2 separate regions of the Mus musculus genome follow, and region 1 is linked to region 2. The links are chromatin loops, found by intact Hi-C in ENCODE. Cell type or tissue: heart. All regions are shown on one strand.

Evidence for each region. A loop is a pair of places that touch in the nucleus more often than their neighbours do. Peaks named below come from ENCODE experiments on the same cell type or tissue, not always from the same donor. Only the 100,000 strongest peaks of a DNase experiment are listed, where the experiment ranks them.
Region 1: a loop joins it to region 2, with 11 times the contacts of the local background. A loop is called at or near these places in 13 of 42 quality-filtered maps.

The regions. Positions count from the first base shown.
Region 1 is chr2:28,414,490-28,422,489 of GRCm38, reverse strand. No RefSeq gene overlaps it. Among named protein-coding and RNA genes, the nearest start is that of Gm13373, 14 kb to the right of the region's middle. In heart, CTCF peaks have their summits at 2,369 (motif pointing right) and 4,215 (motif pointing right); DNase peaks (open chromatin) are centred at 2,379, 4,219 and 6,629; H3K27me3 peaks cover 1,491 bases.
Region 2 is chr2:27,923,659-27,931,658 of GRCm38, reverse strand. It overlaps Col5a1 (collagen, type V, alpha 1), which reads right to left. Exons shown (of 66, transcript NM_015734.2): 3 at 3,404-3,617; 4 at 2,118-2,280. Among named protein-coding and RNA genes, the nearest start is that of Col5a1, 41 kb to the right of the region's middle. In heart, a CTCF peak has its summit at 4,720 (motif pointing left); a DNase peak (open chromatin) is centred at 4,698; H3K27ac peaks cover 1,305 bases.

The sequences.
Region 1 (8,000 bases), 490 kb before region 2:
AGGCTAGAGGTCAACACTGGTTGTCATCCTTAATCAGTCTCCACTGTATGTTTCTTTAGTTTGAGTCAGGGTCTTACTAGCCTGTAACTCATTATATAGACGTGGCTAATCTCCAACTCATAGAGATATGCTGTTTCTATCTCCCCCCGGGTGTTGGGATTAAAGGCAAATGCCATTATGCCAGGACCCACCTTATTAAACTTAAATATTTAGCTTTATTTATTTATTTGTTTGTTTATTTTGTTTATGAGTGTTTGCCTGCGTATGTGTAATATATACAGATGTGGCACATGCATACCCCATGCCTGTGGAAGCCAGAAGGTGTCAGATGCTCTGGAATTAGTGTTCCAGATGGTGCGAGCCACTATATAGTTCCTGGAGACTGACCCTGGGTGTCTGTGAGACCAAACGCTTTTAGCTACTAACTCATTTCCAGGCTGGCCAGCGAGCCGGGTCCTCCCCTGTCTCTGGTCCTCCCAGCCTGGGACACAGATGTGTGTCACAGCATCTGACTTTTTATTCTACCTCATGTCCTCCAGCTTCCAAGCACTTTACTAGCCCTTTACTGACCGAGCTATCTTCCTAGCCCTTCATACTATCTTTAGGGAAGAAACACTCTGCCACGGGTGTCTCAGGGCCCAAAGGGGTTACTCTGAGTGGCGAGACTCAAAGCCCTCCTGGTGAACCCCTCACAGTTCACCGGCAGGGCCCTGATGCTTATAGGGTGGAAGAATGGGTGTGGGGCAGGCTGAAAACAAACCAGAAACCCCATTCCTTACTAACTAGACTTTGGCACCATGGTGCCTGACCCAGTGACTTATGTCTAATACAGACACGTGGAAATCTAACTCCTAATGACCCATAGGGCCTGAATTAGTGTCCTTTCTGTTGCTGTGATAAAGCACCGTGAGCAAAGACAGCTTAAGGGAGAGTTCATTTTGGCCTCTGGTTCCAGCAGGTTAGATGTCTATGACGACAGGAGAGGCATGGCAGCAGAAGCAGGAAGCTGAGAAATGAGATCTCAGAAGCACGCTGGAAGCAGAGAGAGTGACCCGCAAGTGAGCTGAGGCTGTAAACCCTCAGAGCGTGTGCCCAGTGATGTGCTTCTCCCAGCAAGGCTCTGAGCACATCCTGCAGGTTTCATAACTTCCCCCAAACATCTCCACTAACCAAGGACCACGTGCTCAGATACACGAGCCTGTGGGTGACATTCTCATCCAAGCTGTCACAGAGCCTCAACCCAAGTGACCACTTCCAAGAAAGACAACGTGCATGGTGAAATCTACAGCTCAATGAGACCATGAGGGTTGGGGCTCCCTTTTAGTTGGGTTCTGAGGATTGAACTCAGGTTGTCAGGCTTGGCTGCAAGCTCTCTTAACCGCTCAGACATCTCTCCAGCCCCCACCTGGCTAGCTTTTATTTTCGTTCTAGCTCTGTGGACATTTCTTTCATTTATTTATTTATTTACTTATTTATTTATCTATCTATTGAGTGTGTCTGTCTGTCCGTCCGCCTGTCTGTCTGTCTGTCTGTTTTTGACTGTGCCACAGTAAGTATGTGGAGGTCAAAGGACAACCTTTAGGAATTGGGTTTCTTTTCCTACATAGTCCTGGGTATCATCCAGGCCTGGGGGAGTACTGGGCAAGGTTAGAGGCTGTCTCTAATGAGCACTTTGCCCTCCCATGGACATGATAATTGTGCAGAGAGGGAGCTAAGGTCTCAAGCAGCCTAAGCTAGCCTTGAACTCACTGTGTAGCTGCGTTCGCCTTGAACTCCTGATCTTCTGCCTCTATTTCCCAAGTGTGGAGGTTACAGGCTTGCACCGCTACGGCTGTATATGTGGTACTGGGATGGAGCTTAAGGCCCGTACATTTTATGCATGCTTGGCAAGTGCTCTTGCAGCTTAGTTTTATCTCCAGGCTGGCTTTTCCTTCTCAGCTCTAGGGCTGAGCCCAGGGCCTTGTTCATGAGAGGCGAACACTCTACCACTGAGCTAGGCTCAGGTTTAACTTTTTAATTTGAAACAGAAAATCCCAAAGCTGGCTTTCAACTCCTTCTGTAGTCCAAGCAGGACCAAAATTTGTGATCCAACTGCCCCACCTTGAGTATCTGAGATTATAGGCCTGCACTACCAGGCCCAGTGAGAGTCTCACTTGTAAACAGGTGTATTACCTATTTTTTTTTTTTTTTATCCTGGTGACTCTTTAGCTTCTCCTGTGCCCACCCTGTACGTGAGATCATTGTCTCACCTCACTGTGGTCCTTGTCCTACTTCTGGCGTTTTGGTAAACCTGGTCCCAGTGGATCCAGGCCTTCCCAGCAGGCTCCAGGAACAGGCCTTGCAGGAATGCTGGTGCCACTGGGCACAGGGAGGAGAATGACCAGCAGGGGGCAGCAGCGTGCTTCCTTTGATTTCTCAAATACTTAAAAACAACCAGTCAGTCATCCCACCAGCCCTTGGGAGCCTAGCAGGGTAGGCTCTGGGATGAGCACAGGATCTCTCTCTCTCTCTCTCTCTCTCTCTCTCTCTCTCTCTCTCTGTCCCTCCCTGTTCTTTGTTCCGATATGGCTTCTTAAAACCTGCACCCACTGAGGTTCCCTGGCTTCCATTATCCGACTCTGGTAAAGGAAGGGAGGTGTCCAGGTTCCGAGGTAGCCACTGGTCATATACTCCAGAATGTGGGAAGGGAGGCTGGTTGGAATAAAGATGGTTGTTTAGATGTCTGTGCTTGGTTCCAAGCTGTTAGAAGGAAAAAAAAACCAACTGCAAACAAACAACATAATAAGTTTCCCGTTGGCCAGTGTTGTAGATACCCTGGTTCCAGAACTACATTAGTAGAATGAGTTTTCTGGGCTCCTTTCGCTTTCTGGAAGTGCTAGGTATAGTGTTATAGGACAGGCACACCTAGAGAATCAGCTTTGCAAAGACCATTCCAATCTGCCCTGCAAAGTTGGTTGTCGAGTCTCCCCAAGGACAGCGAGGCTCTCTGTGGTTCTCATGGGTGCTCCTGGGGTTCAGTAGGTTGGGGGTACACCTTGTCTTCCTGAACATTCTGCTTCCCACTCCACAGCCTACTTGTGAGCAGCTCTTGATGCTGTGGTGAGAGAAGGGGTGTGTGTCTCAACTCTGTCCCTGATGACCAGGGGCAGAACTTGTTCCCAGACCTCTGCTCCAGAAGTGGAAGTCTTGTTTCAGGGGGGGGGGGTCACTGCAAGGGTCACCTGTCCTCTGAGGCTGCCGGCCAAAGCCAGGCTGTTGTCACTCACTGGGTTCTGCTCTGAACAGGCAAAGATCCTGGAGGAAAACTGAGGCAGGCCAGGTGCTTCAGGCTGCTGTTACGTCACAAAGATGGCTCTGCTAAGTGATATCCTGGTCCCTTGGCTGTGGACCTAACACCAAGGCTCCATCTTGTTCCTTCTGCCCTTCCTGCTCCATACCATCTCTGCTCCCTCCTCCTGGCTGGACTCTCCCCAGGTTATACCCACAGCCTAGCCTGGCACATCCTGTGCCTTCCTGTGGCCTTGTGAACTGGTAACTTCAGTGGCCCCACAATCACAGAGCTCTGCAGAGTTCCTGCATTGGCCATTGCCCCCCTCCCCCAGCTTAGAGAGACTAGACTCCTATCTCCTCTCGGATCTTGCTCCTGGGACTGCAACCCTGGCTCCTGGCTCCAACTCGCCAAGATGGAGGGATTCACTTCCCTCTAGAGTCCCTGCCTCCCTTCTCCTCCTCCCCCATCCCAGGTTGTATCCAACTCTCGGCTGCCTAAGTCAGTCCCAGCTGCCTCTAGCTCATCAGTTTGGCTACTGCAACCTCTTCTCAGGCCTCTGAAGCTCTGGGCAGTTTCAGGAGAGTGACTCTGCTGGTCCTCTGTCCTGCCTAGCTGAGGAGGGAAGCTCAGACAAGAGCCCAGTGTGTGGATCTCTCCAAAGTAGCACTGGCTGCCCCAGAAAAGCCTTAGCACAAAGAAAAACACAGACAGTTTGTGAAAGGTGAACTCTGGGTCTTGAGCTCCACCATGTTAGAGACAGGGACCCTCACAGCCAGGAGGCTTCCGACTGTCTGTTAGGCAGGTGTCTTTCTTCTTTTCACTTTTCCTTAGGGACAGCACCAGGTTTCCATTTTCAGCCTCATGCCTTTTTGCCTCTGGGCCCCAGGATGGCTGGAGGGGTGGTGCCAGGATGGACAGAAAGTGCTTGTCAGCCTGCAGCCATCCACCAGGGGGTGCTGTGAGCTTATCTATAATGGTTAGTGCCAAGTAGCTGGTGTCTAGCTAGTTATTGACTGGTGGCTGGTGACTTAGGGAGGCAGGTTGCAGAGCTCTGGGACTGCAGTGCTGTCCGTGTCAGAGGAATAAGGAGCTTCACAGGCCTCAGCCTGTGTGGGGCCTGGGTACTTCTCCTGCTGCAGCTTGGGGTGGGCACGGATATGTATTGGGCAACCACTGGGCACAGAGCAGGGGCCTGCAACCTGGAGACAGAGGTCCAGTTCAGTGCTATTCACTGAGTGCCTTTGGTGGGTTCTTCAGCCTCTGGTCTGGTGTCCTGGCCTCTCCACTGTCCTGTAGTAAAGTTCCACCTTAGTTGGAAAGCTTTCTGGTCATTATGGGTTGTACCATTTGGGGGCTGTTTGGGAGGTGTGGCGGTCACCTTGCATGTCTCACTGTACTTGGCTGGTCCCTCAGCCAAGGGGCAGCCTGAGGGTCAGCTCTGATGGGGCTGAGAGTAGTCTCATGAGATCCAGGCCAGAAGGGGCTCAGTGAAGGTGGATGGGCCAGAGAGGTGGACAAGGGTCTCCATATGGAGTCTGCCATCTTAAGGCAGGAAGGACATGTGAATTTCAAGGGTGCAGGAAAGGCAGGAGATAACCTGCAGCTTGGAGGGGTAGATGGAGCAATGTGGGTAAGGCAGGCAGTGGGGTCCTCCTGAGACAGGTCAGGGTAGGCCAGGATGAGGGCACACCTACAGGACAGGCCTAGAGCAGGAGTCTCCATCACCCTGTGGCTGTTCACAGCTTTTCCTGACATAAGACTCAGGTCTGGAGAGGTCAGGAGGGCCTTGACTAAGTAAGAGAGGGAGGGATGGGAAAGGGTGACACAGAGAGACTGAGAGACACATCACACATGTGCATATATGTGCATATGCACACACACTCACAAACAGACACATACACAGACACAAGTACATAGACACAGACATACACACAAATGCACACATACACACACACACATATACACAGACAGACACACACAGATGCATATACACAGACACACACACACAAACACACATACATACACACATATACACACATGCACACACAGGCACACACAAACATATACACACACAGACACACACACAAACACACACACAGACATACACACAGAAACACAGACACAGACACACAAACAGACACATACATAGACATACACACACAAACATACATACATACACAGATGCACACACACGCAGACACACATACAGACACTCATACACACACAACACACACACACACACACACACACACTCACGAGTCTATCTTGGCCCTCCAACCCTCTCCACACAGTCAGTATGAGGACTCAGCAAATATCAAGTGCCTGGCCCCTCCATCCTGCCCTAGGAACTCATGGCTTCAGGCACTCTGAGACCTGACTTGGCCTTCAAGGCATGCCATGGTCTATCTGGAGGGTTTGCAGGACCCCATGTCCCTTTTTTGTTTCATCCTTGTCTGATGGCCTCTCCTGGTACCTGTGCTTCACCAGGCAGGGCCCCGCCCTGTGGCCTCATTCTGGCTATAGAGCTCATTGTGCACAGCTTGTGTTTTCTGTCACCCAGGGTGGGGGAAGCAGCTTTGCCCTTTGTCTATTGGAGCCCAGAATTCCTCTGGTTTCAGTGCATAGAACTGGGGTCTAAGTGAAAGAGGAGGTAGAAAGATGCTAAGAGCCAACCAGATGTGGCTGATGACTCCACAGGACTGTCCTGCAGACACAACAGGACTGATGGACATATGGACACACAGAGACTGCACACAAGGACACACAGAGACTGCTTACACAAGTTCAAGCTAGATGGGGTCCCAGCACCGAGAGAGCCAGTGACCACAGGCTCCCAGCCCTAATTAAGAAGCTGTCTGCAACTGATACTTACTGGAAAAGGGAAAACCAGTTTTTCCGCAGTGGAGTGTTACTGGGTATATCAACCACACTCCAGGGCAGGACCGTGCACAGGATTTTTTTTTTTTTAATTTTGTTTCATTTTGGCATTTTTACTTCATTTGTTTTATTTTGGTTTTGTTTTATGCTTTTGTTTTGCTTTGCTTTGTTTTGAGAGAGAGAGAGGGAGAGAGAGAGAGAATATAAAGATGGGTGGATAGAATCTGGGAGGAGCTAAGAGAGGGAAAACATCAAAATAGACTGTATGAAAAAGATTTTAAAGGAAAAGAGAAGTGTTTGTTGACAGACTGGATGAAGTTGATCCCCAGTTCTTGCTGTGTCCCTGGGTTCTTATCTGCCTGTGACCTGTCCACAGGCAGGGCTTGGCCCAGTGCCCACACATAGCAGCCAACAAATGTAAGTGATATTGTTGTTGTTCCTATGATTATCGGTGACACTTGGGACTCTGATACAGTGTGCTGACCGGGGCAGGCTGTCATCCCTATCAGCCCCGAAGAAGCACTCTGGGGTGGTGGGGAGCTTCACCCACAAGCACCGGTCAGCATCACATTGGACAGAGTATGGCAAACTGCCAGTGGCCTTGGGATGAGCCATAGCCCCACCCCCAAGGGCCTACCACACTGCCCCCAAGCCATGTGTACACTTCTCTTTGCAAATTGACTTGGCACTAGGCATGCTGGAATGAGGCCGTGCCTGGCTCTCCTGCTGTGCTGGACTCCTTCCGAATGAAAGACAAATGTATTTTAATTTGTTCCAACTTGACACGGAACCCCCTACCCCTCCCCCTTGAGAAACTGGGTCACTAAGCAGAGAATTCTATAGCTGGCGCCAACTTATATTCTTGCTCACGAAACAGCCTTTGTTCCTTTTGCAACACAGGGAGGTTCTGGTGCTGTCTCTCTGGATGTGTGGGCATGAACGCAGAGAGGTCTAGAAATGTTGGGTTTGCTGAACAGAACAGACCGTGCTGAGTGGGCTCGGAAGGGGTCCTCTCCATTGCTCCTCTAGAGAAGGTGCTGGGAGGGCCCAGCGAGGGGAAGGCGCTGCCTCTGGGCCACACAGCAGCAGCTACTGACGCACTAAGCATTAGGAAGGCTGCCTGTACCCACCTCAGTCATGTGGCATTAGGAAGGCTGCCTGTACCCACCTCAGTCATGTGGCGTTTCCCAGGGCTTCACTCAGCTGGATGCAGAGGCCTCCCTTACCTATAAAATAAAGGGAACACAAGGTTGGTAGAATGGGGATGTTGTGTCCAGATGCCACAGGTTTTTAGGGTAGGTTTTTGGTACTGCAGGTCTGAGATGCCAGGAGCACTCAAGGCCAAGACCTGGACTACTCGGCCTCCTTGGGTAGTGGGCATCTGGGTCCCTCTGAATCGGTGTGTGCCAACTCTGCAGATGATGGCAAAGGTTGGTGCTGGCCGTGCATGTGACGCTGTTTGGATGCCTTTGGTGATGCTGAGTCTGATCACATAGACACCTTGGACTCCATACTCTGGGCAAGTCACTGATGGGACCACGACCTCATGTCAGCCTCAGTTTCTCCATGTGCAAGTTGAAGCAATGATAACCTGATTGAAAGTCTTGTGTGGGACTCGCATGAGTAGGATTACATAGGGAGGAGACATGTCTGGCTGTCAAATCTATCTGCATGTGAGGAAGGACAGACAGAAATGTGTGGGCTCCGGTGGGGGATGGGCTGTGATCACAGAAGGTGATCCTGAGTTGTCTGAAGCCGGGCATTGCTTGGCATTTGTGTTGTTGGGTTTTCCCAGAGGGAGAGGGCAATAGAGCCTCAGAAGGTCAGGGGTGTCATCCAGGTAGGGACACTT
Region 2 (8,000 bases):
GCATGCACATGCATGTGCATAGACCACACACACACACACACACACACAGAGAAACACACACATATAGAGACACATACACACAGAGAAGCACACACAGACACAGAAATAAACACACATATACATACAGAGAAAAATACACAGATGCTTTTTTTAAAAATGCAAAGCGTTTCCAGAAACTTGATGATAAAAGGCATGTTGGCACAGCCTGTAGAAATGACAAGCACAGCCCGACACTGCTAGTACACAGCAAATTCAGTCAGACCGGATGTTTTGCTTAGCTCTGGGATGTCCTTGTATGCCTGCCTTTAAGATTTTGGTCACCAGAGAGTGGACAGCAGGGGCCACCCTCGCTCTCCTGGCTAAGAGTTCTCTCTCCGGCTCCTCTAGTACCCTCTTATGCCCACTCTTCAGGGCAGCCCTGGCACTTCCCAGCATCTTAGCTTTTACCTAGATCCTCCCACAAGGTAATCCGTAAAAGCAGTACTTGACCCCTGGGCAAGCTGTAAGCACTAGCTTCCCACAAGACCCAGCAGGTACCTGTCTAGCTGAGGACACTCAGCCACACCCCTGTTCATCCCAGATTTCTGGGCACATCTAGTCAGAAGCTTGCCCAGAGGGCAGCCCCATAGCTTACAGGATCCAGTACTGCCTGTTCCCATGTGCCTGTCCCACCTGGCAGAAGGCCTGGACTATGAGTCCAGCAGACCCATTCACCCACCGCTCTCACCTTCTGGAGACTGACCCCATTTCCACATGAGGCAGCTGGCTGCTCTGGACTCTCCTCAGCTATTGACTGCAGATTCTAGCCCAACCTCACCCTAGCTGACCTTGGCCCAACCTCCACAATGAGTGTGGTTCACACCCATCAGGCACTCACTCCTTGGCACACTCAGCTACATGTCACTTTTGCCACAGATCCATGTATAGCATTGCAATTCCACATCAGTCACAAAGTACCAGCAGAGCACTAAGGTCGGTTCGACATGGCATCCAGCCTGCTGGGCCTGAGTCACTGGGAGGACATGGCCCAGAACCTCCACCACAGCGGTGAGAGCATCAGCAGGCCTCATCAGACACAGGTGGCAACTGCACCTGGTGGTGAGCCAGCACAAGGAGGAAATAGCATTCACATGGTATTTAGAGACTGAGGAGAGCACGACCCCCATTCTGTCCTGTCCAACCCCTGGAGGGAGATATCTAAGAACCAAGATCACCCTCGGAGACCATTCTCTGGGTGATTACCAAACTTCTTCAGCCAGGGGCCCTCAGCTCCCAAACTTCCCACAAAGTCCAAAGTATGTCAAAGAAAAGAAACCAGGCCAAGTGTCCCAGCCCAAGTCCATGGTCTCAGGCTCCAGATGCGCTTGGGACACAGACCTCAGAGATGCCTGTTCCAGTGCATCTGGTTTCAGGTGGCCTCCAGGGCCACCAGACACCTGCACGGGCTCTCAACCTTCTTCCTGAAGCAAAGACAGTTCCCAAAATGCTTCTATGCCCAACAGGAATCCAGAAGACTCTAGACTGAAATGCAGGCTCAAGCCCCTTCTCTGTTTTCTGCTCTTGTCTCTGGGGAATTTCCCAGAGAAGCAGGCTCAGCTGCTGGATCATTGAACACACACACACACACACACACACACACACAAACACACACACAAACACACACAAACACACACAAACACACACACACACACACACACACACACACACACCCCGAGTCATTTGGTTCCCTCCCAGTTATCCCAGGAGTGGCCCAGTTCTGCCCTGCAAGTACCACTCAGAGGAAGCTGGCTCTCCTCAGTAGAACCCTTACCCATAAGAAGGTGCCAGTCAGAGCAAGCTTGCCAAAGCCCTGTCTCTATCCCAATGTGGCACCCAGGAGACAACTACTGGGTTGCTTAGAAACAGGCAGTCACCGCCACCCCTGCATGGTACCCACATGGTAGCCAGTCAGGCCGTTCCACTCATAGGTCGTGGCATCCTTGGGAAGCAATAGAATCAAACTGACCCCTAAACGAGGAGATGGGTCTCCCACAGTAGCCACAGATCTCTACATGAAGAACCACCACGTGACCACAAACATCCCAAGTGGCATAGGGGACTGCCCATCTCCTGCCTACCTCAAATATTTCATCATCCAGAATCCGGGAGCCAAACATGACAATCCCATTGGTGTCTATTATGGGGTGGTCACTGCGGCTGAGGAACTTCGTAATCTTCTTCTTACAGTCGAGGATCAAGGTGACATTTTTCTTGTAGACACTGAGAGCAATTCGGTGCCACCTGCAAAGAAACAAACATTCAGGCGGGGAAAGGTTGCACACTGCAGAAGGCCAGAGTGGCTTCACAGCAGAGTCCCCAGGGCCTTGCACCGCAAAGCCTCTGTGTGACAACTCTGGACACACATCTGGACAATAGCACCCGAGAATCATACTGTCACTTAGAGAATCTCTAAGAGTCAAGAAAGGGATCACATCCACTGGCTTCAGAACTAATTTTCAAAGGCAACAGGAGGCTTCGTTTCCCATTCTGAATATAGCATCCATACGCAACACGTCATTAATGTTTATAAACCAGAAAGCACTTGTCCTAGTTCAGAGAGTCATCTCTGTTTAACCTCCCTCTTTCAGTGCAGCTGAGAATGTTCTGGGCTTCCATGATCCCTGCTTTGAGAAATCCTAATGTAGGCCTGGTACGTACAGTGAACGGGGCCAGACTCTAGGAAGAGCGCTTGTAACACAGGTACTTCTGGGGAACAGATGTAACTTACAGGAGATCCCACTGTTCTCCAGTCCCCTCAGATCCTCAAAGCCAGATTTCTCATCTCTAAGATGCAAATCCCGTGAGCTCCTTGGGAGAGGTGAGCATGAGGACTTAGCGTGGGTTCAGCCATTGAAAGAAGTCATACGGAGGCTGTGGTCACAGTCACATTATAACTCTTTACATGGGATGTTATCTCTGACCACTGTGGGCTAGATGTGATGGCTCGATACAGAGTCTTGCTAGAAAACCCAGAAGCCATAGCCTGTGGTCCCCAGGGATGCCACCAGCAGAATTCTGAAGATAGGTCTTTGTTTTCCCTCACTCACACAGAGACTGTCCAAATCCAAAAAGGAAGTCCCTTTGGGAACAGGTGAGCAAGGCCATGTCCTCTGCCCCTTCTGATCTAGGGCCAGCACAGGGCACACATGGTGCATTTTACAGGACAGCAGGGCTAGGGAATAGCAAAGGTCCCCTAGAGTTTTAGAGAAGAGAAGAAACAAGCCCAAGCCTTTGAACTCCATGTCCAGCGCCCCACCACCTGGTACCCTGCAGGTGAGCATCATAAACCATCTACTATCGGGCTAGCTGCCGCCGCACTCTATCTGGCCAGCAGCTCCATCCCCTACCTCAGTGGGATACTTACTTGCCATCGGACAAGTTGATGCCAGGGAAAAGCGGATACTCTTCAGGCCCGGGCTTCCCTGTGTGGTCCTCATAGAGGAAGACAGGGGAGCGGCCCAGCTCCAGCCCCAACTGCTGGATGCCCTGCTCATTGTAAATGGAGACTAGGAAGGCCTGGCTGCCTTTCTTGGCTTTCACGGTTGTCAGGATGGAGAAGTCCTCGGGAAAACCAGACTCTGGAACAGAAGACAGGATGAGAAGGCCATAGGAGAACCCAGACCCTGGCCAGCTATGGCAAGCTGAGACTGATCTGGCAAACTCTGCTGTGGGTGGCACTCCTCTTCAGCTTATCCGCCCTAAGATCAAACCTCTACAGCCTCCTCCACCACCAGGGTTCAAGCTGGCCGTTCAAGGCACAATCAAAACACAAGTTTCTCTAGGAAGGCCCTTCCGGTGAGGACCCCACAACACCCTCTCCTTGGCTGCGAGCTGCACCTCTGTGCATCTGCTTATGAGTCCTACTAGGGACCCACTGGACTCAGCAGCTTAAGGGGGACCTTTGAGTCTCCAGCTGCATCAAAGGCTAAATATACTGTGTGCCTCATCCAGTGTCGATCACAAGGGATGTGAGGAGTGGAGGAGAGAGGAGTGGGAGACAGACTTGAGCTCGTCTTGACTCACATGGTCTGAGGATTCCTTGTCAATAAGCTCATCAAAGAAAAATCAGAAGCAAATTTTAAAAATACTCCCAATTTAAAATTTTAAGAAAAACAAATATCTAGTATGTTGAACAGGAAAGCCTGTGCCTTTCAAAACAGGAAGCCCCTTTTTTGAGTACCTAAACTCACTCCTAGCCCTGAGAGCACCTAAACCCACCCTCAGCTGGAGCTCAGTGAGCCCTTGGCTGCCCCCTCCCCATGGAGCCTGATGGAAATGTCAACTATCCTCCTATGATTGAAGTTTTGCCACCAACTGCCTGGGTCTGATAGGATGTAAGCCACACAGTTACTTAATGTGAAGGAATGCGATCTAGAAATATTCCTTCCTTCCCCCACCCATGGATAGGGCACCTCTCAGATCCCTCAATGGGTAACACCCAGCAAGGAACTGGCAGAAACAGACTGACGAAGCACCAGGTAGTGAGGTACCACCAAGCCACACTGTTTCCTCTGTAGATGCTGGGAGTCTGAGTTACGGGCTGGGATGAGGCAGGAGTGTCTGGCTATTCCATTTTCTCCTTTAGAGTTGGAACAAGGTCAGCCACTTGGCCCAGTAGGCCACTAGTCACTGCTGTAGCAGGCTTTGTCACAGTTTCCTTGCAAAGCTATCCAAGGGTGCCCTCTGTTGTTGGAACTGCAGGCTGCAGGTACAATGCTGGGGAAAATCAAGATGTCCTAGATCTGGGGTTGGGGGCTGGGGGTTGGGGCACAAACAGGACATAACGACTTAACTGCTCTTCCCTCCCGTTTCTGATATAGGGCACAGGCAGAGAGAGCTAATGGAGGCTGTGGTCGCTTCTGACAGGGAAACTGCAGATCCCAGGGGTGGCACAGGGTATGGTGGGATAGGAAGCCAGTGGAAGAACTATCCCATAGGGTCACGACCTCTCATCAAGGTCAAGGGGACCTCAGACTCTGATGTGGGATAGCCACGTGTCCTAGCCCAAGTCAGGAGCCCAAAGAGGCTGGGTGTGCAGGGGCCTGTTTGTGTGCTGGGCATCACCAGCTCCCCTGGGCTCAGAGTGACAATTTCAGGCTGCTCTGATAGCTGGTAATGATGGCCATGCACCTACTTGAGGTAGTTGGGGAAAAAAGGACTCCACTGGGGGACCTGCTTAGCCTGCTTTCAAGTTCCAGACGGGAAGCTTCTTGGAAGGGGACATGCGAGCCTGCACTGTCTTGTCACCCTGGGTGCCACACTGCACCCTCTACTAGGCAGGGGTGTGAAGGAAAACAGAGGTCTCCACCTTCACTGGTGTTGATGGGCACTGAGAACTGCTGTGCCTACCCAATTGAAGGCCCCAGTTAGCCCTGCCAGTGGCTGGGCGCTGTACCTGTAGGACGTGGACACCAGAGCGGACCCTACAGCAGCCGGGAGGTCACTGTCTGCATTCAGGGTGGACCATGCGGTCATTATCCAGTCTCTGTGCCCACCCTGACTCTGTGTCATTGACTGAAAGGATGAGACGCATGGCACATGAGAGAGTCCTCTTCCTCCATCATGATCTATGGTGGAGGGCAGCCAGCCCATCTCTCCCAGCTCATTAAAATGCCCCTCCTCAATGTTTAAAATCACTATGGTAACAAATTTTCTCAGCTCAGACAAAACTTGGAAAAGATGAATTATGTTGAACATTAATCTCTCTCCTAGCAAAATAACAATGGATTTATAGTCCCTTTAAGAAGGTCTCTCTTCACTACGACAGGAGCTGACACTGTACGCCAAGCTTCCGGGTAGTCTGGAGAAGTGCATGTGCGGTCTGGTGCCTCCTGACTGATCTCACTCAGAAAAGCCACCACAGTGGAGGGCCAGCAGCTCCGCTCATGGGGTATCCTCCCTCTTCCCACCAACACCCAAGGGCCCCGGTCCACGGCGGGGATACAGTAGGCAGCTAATAAATGCAGCTGCCATGGAATTGACTCTCCCAGAGAATCTCACATACTACCATATGGGCAGGATGGCCACAGCCTCTCAGAGAAGACACAGTTCTGCTCACTGAAGGAATGCAGTACCTCTGACCTGCTGCTGTATTCTTACACCATCCTGGGGCCCCGTATCCCATGGTCCAGCCCAGGCAGCCGCACCCTGCTTCCCATGCATGGCCTTTGTCTAGGGCCAGCATTCTGAGATGTAATTTATCCTGTGGTCTGCAGTGGACTGGTTGGACCCAGGGCCTCTGGTCAGTAAGGATAGGAGGGAGCAATAGGGGTAGCTGGTCAGGGGCTGCTCCTGGAGCTAGCTGAAGACTTGGGATCCTGGAGTAAAGATGGAGCCCTGGAAATGGGGGGATAAGGAGAAGAGCTCCTGGCCAATCCACCCTATCTAGTTCTGAGTGAGCCAGAAATCTCAGGTACCTCCTCAGAGAAGGATGCTGAGGAGAACAGAGGGGAGACCTCAGTCCTCAGTGGAAGAATGGTGGGGACTGGTTCTCCACACACAAGGTGAGGCCAGGGGTCAGGCCTTAGTGTCAGTCAGGAGACCATTACAAGCAGCTGGTGCTAGCTGGGTAGACATAGGAGCAATAAAGCAGTATACAGGGAAGTCCAGGACCGTCTTCATGCATGGCCTGCTAGTTTCTTTTAGATATGGCGCCCACCCTGTGGGGGAGAATGGCCAGATCTTATGCCATGAACAAGCTAGCCCAGCCATCTAAAGACCCAGATCCACACAGCCCATGAAGGAAAGATTATGCTGCTCACTAGGATAAGGCTGTCTTGGGAGATCAGCCCATAACCAAGGGCATCATTGAGCAAGCACTAAGACAATTCCAGACATCTATTCATGCTCTACCCAATCCAGTCTTGCTGCGGTTGCCTGGAGCCCTCGGGCCTCCTAGTGCAGCTACCACAGACAGCCTCCCCACCCTGGTGTAGCCAAGGAGCTCCTGCACTCTGGAAGAAGGCACACAGTAGCTAGCAGCCACCCTCATTCTTACCTAGGCTGCTGCAATGGCTGGCATGTAGCCACGTGAGTCCTGTGGAAGACATCCCACAAGGTCTGACCTGTTTCCTAAGCACTTGCCAATCAGAAAGCCTGCAGTACCTTCCAGGATTTTCCAGGGTCAATCACCTACTCTGAGGTATACAGCCTCAGACACCAGATGATGGATAATGCTGACCCTGGAACAGCTTTTCCAGACTGACCCATGGGACCTGAGGAGATGACACCACAGAAACTCCTCTGCAGAGACTCCGAAGCCACCTTGGCTGCACTGGCCACTGTCAGACAATCAGTGATTGACCCGGTGTCCCCCACACCCTAGCTACAGCAATTCTGATTATCTAATCAAGTTACTAATTTGAGGACAGTTGAAAACAAAACCAAAAGCTTCCCAGGACTGGGGCTGGGACTCGGTTGTCAGAGTACTTCCTGAACCCATATGGAGCTCTGAGCTTGATCGCCAAAACCACATAAATTTCATACTGATGCATGCCTGCACTCTTAGGGCAAAAAAAAAAAAAAAGGTGGATTCAAAATAATTGGAAGTTCAGGGTCATCCTTAACTGTAAAGCAAAATCTAAGGCTAGTCTAGAACAGCTGAGACCGTGCCAAAAACAAATACAGTAAAGGCCCACGGTTCACCCCGCACACTGGCAAGTCTAAGGCAGAGGACACGAGCTGAGGGCAGGCTGAAGACAGGCACTGTGCCTGTAATCCCACTGCTTGGGAGGTGGCAGCAGGAAGACTGGGAGTTCAAGGTCTCCGTAGCTGCTTGGCAAGTTCAAGGCCAGCCTCAACCTACATGAGATTCCGTCTCAAAAACAAAATATCAACAAACTAGTCAACTACCAAAAAAATATCCCCTATCATGTTACTTGGGAATCCACTCCATTTCCTGGGCTCAGCTACCTGATCCTGTGAGAATTCTTACCATAAGCCACCCAGGGAGAAGAGAGTGA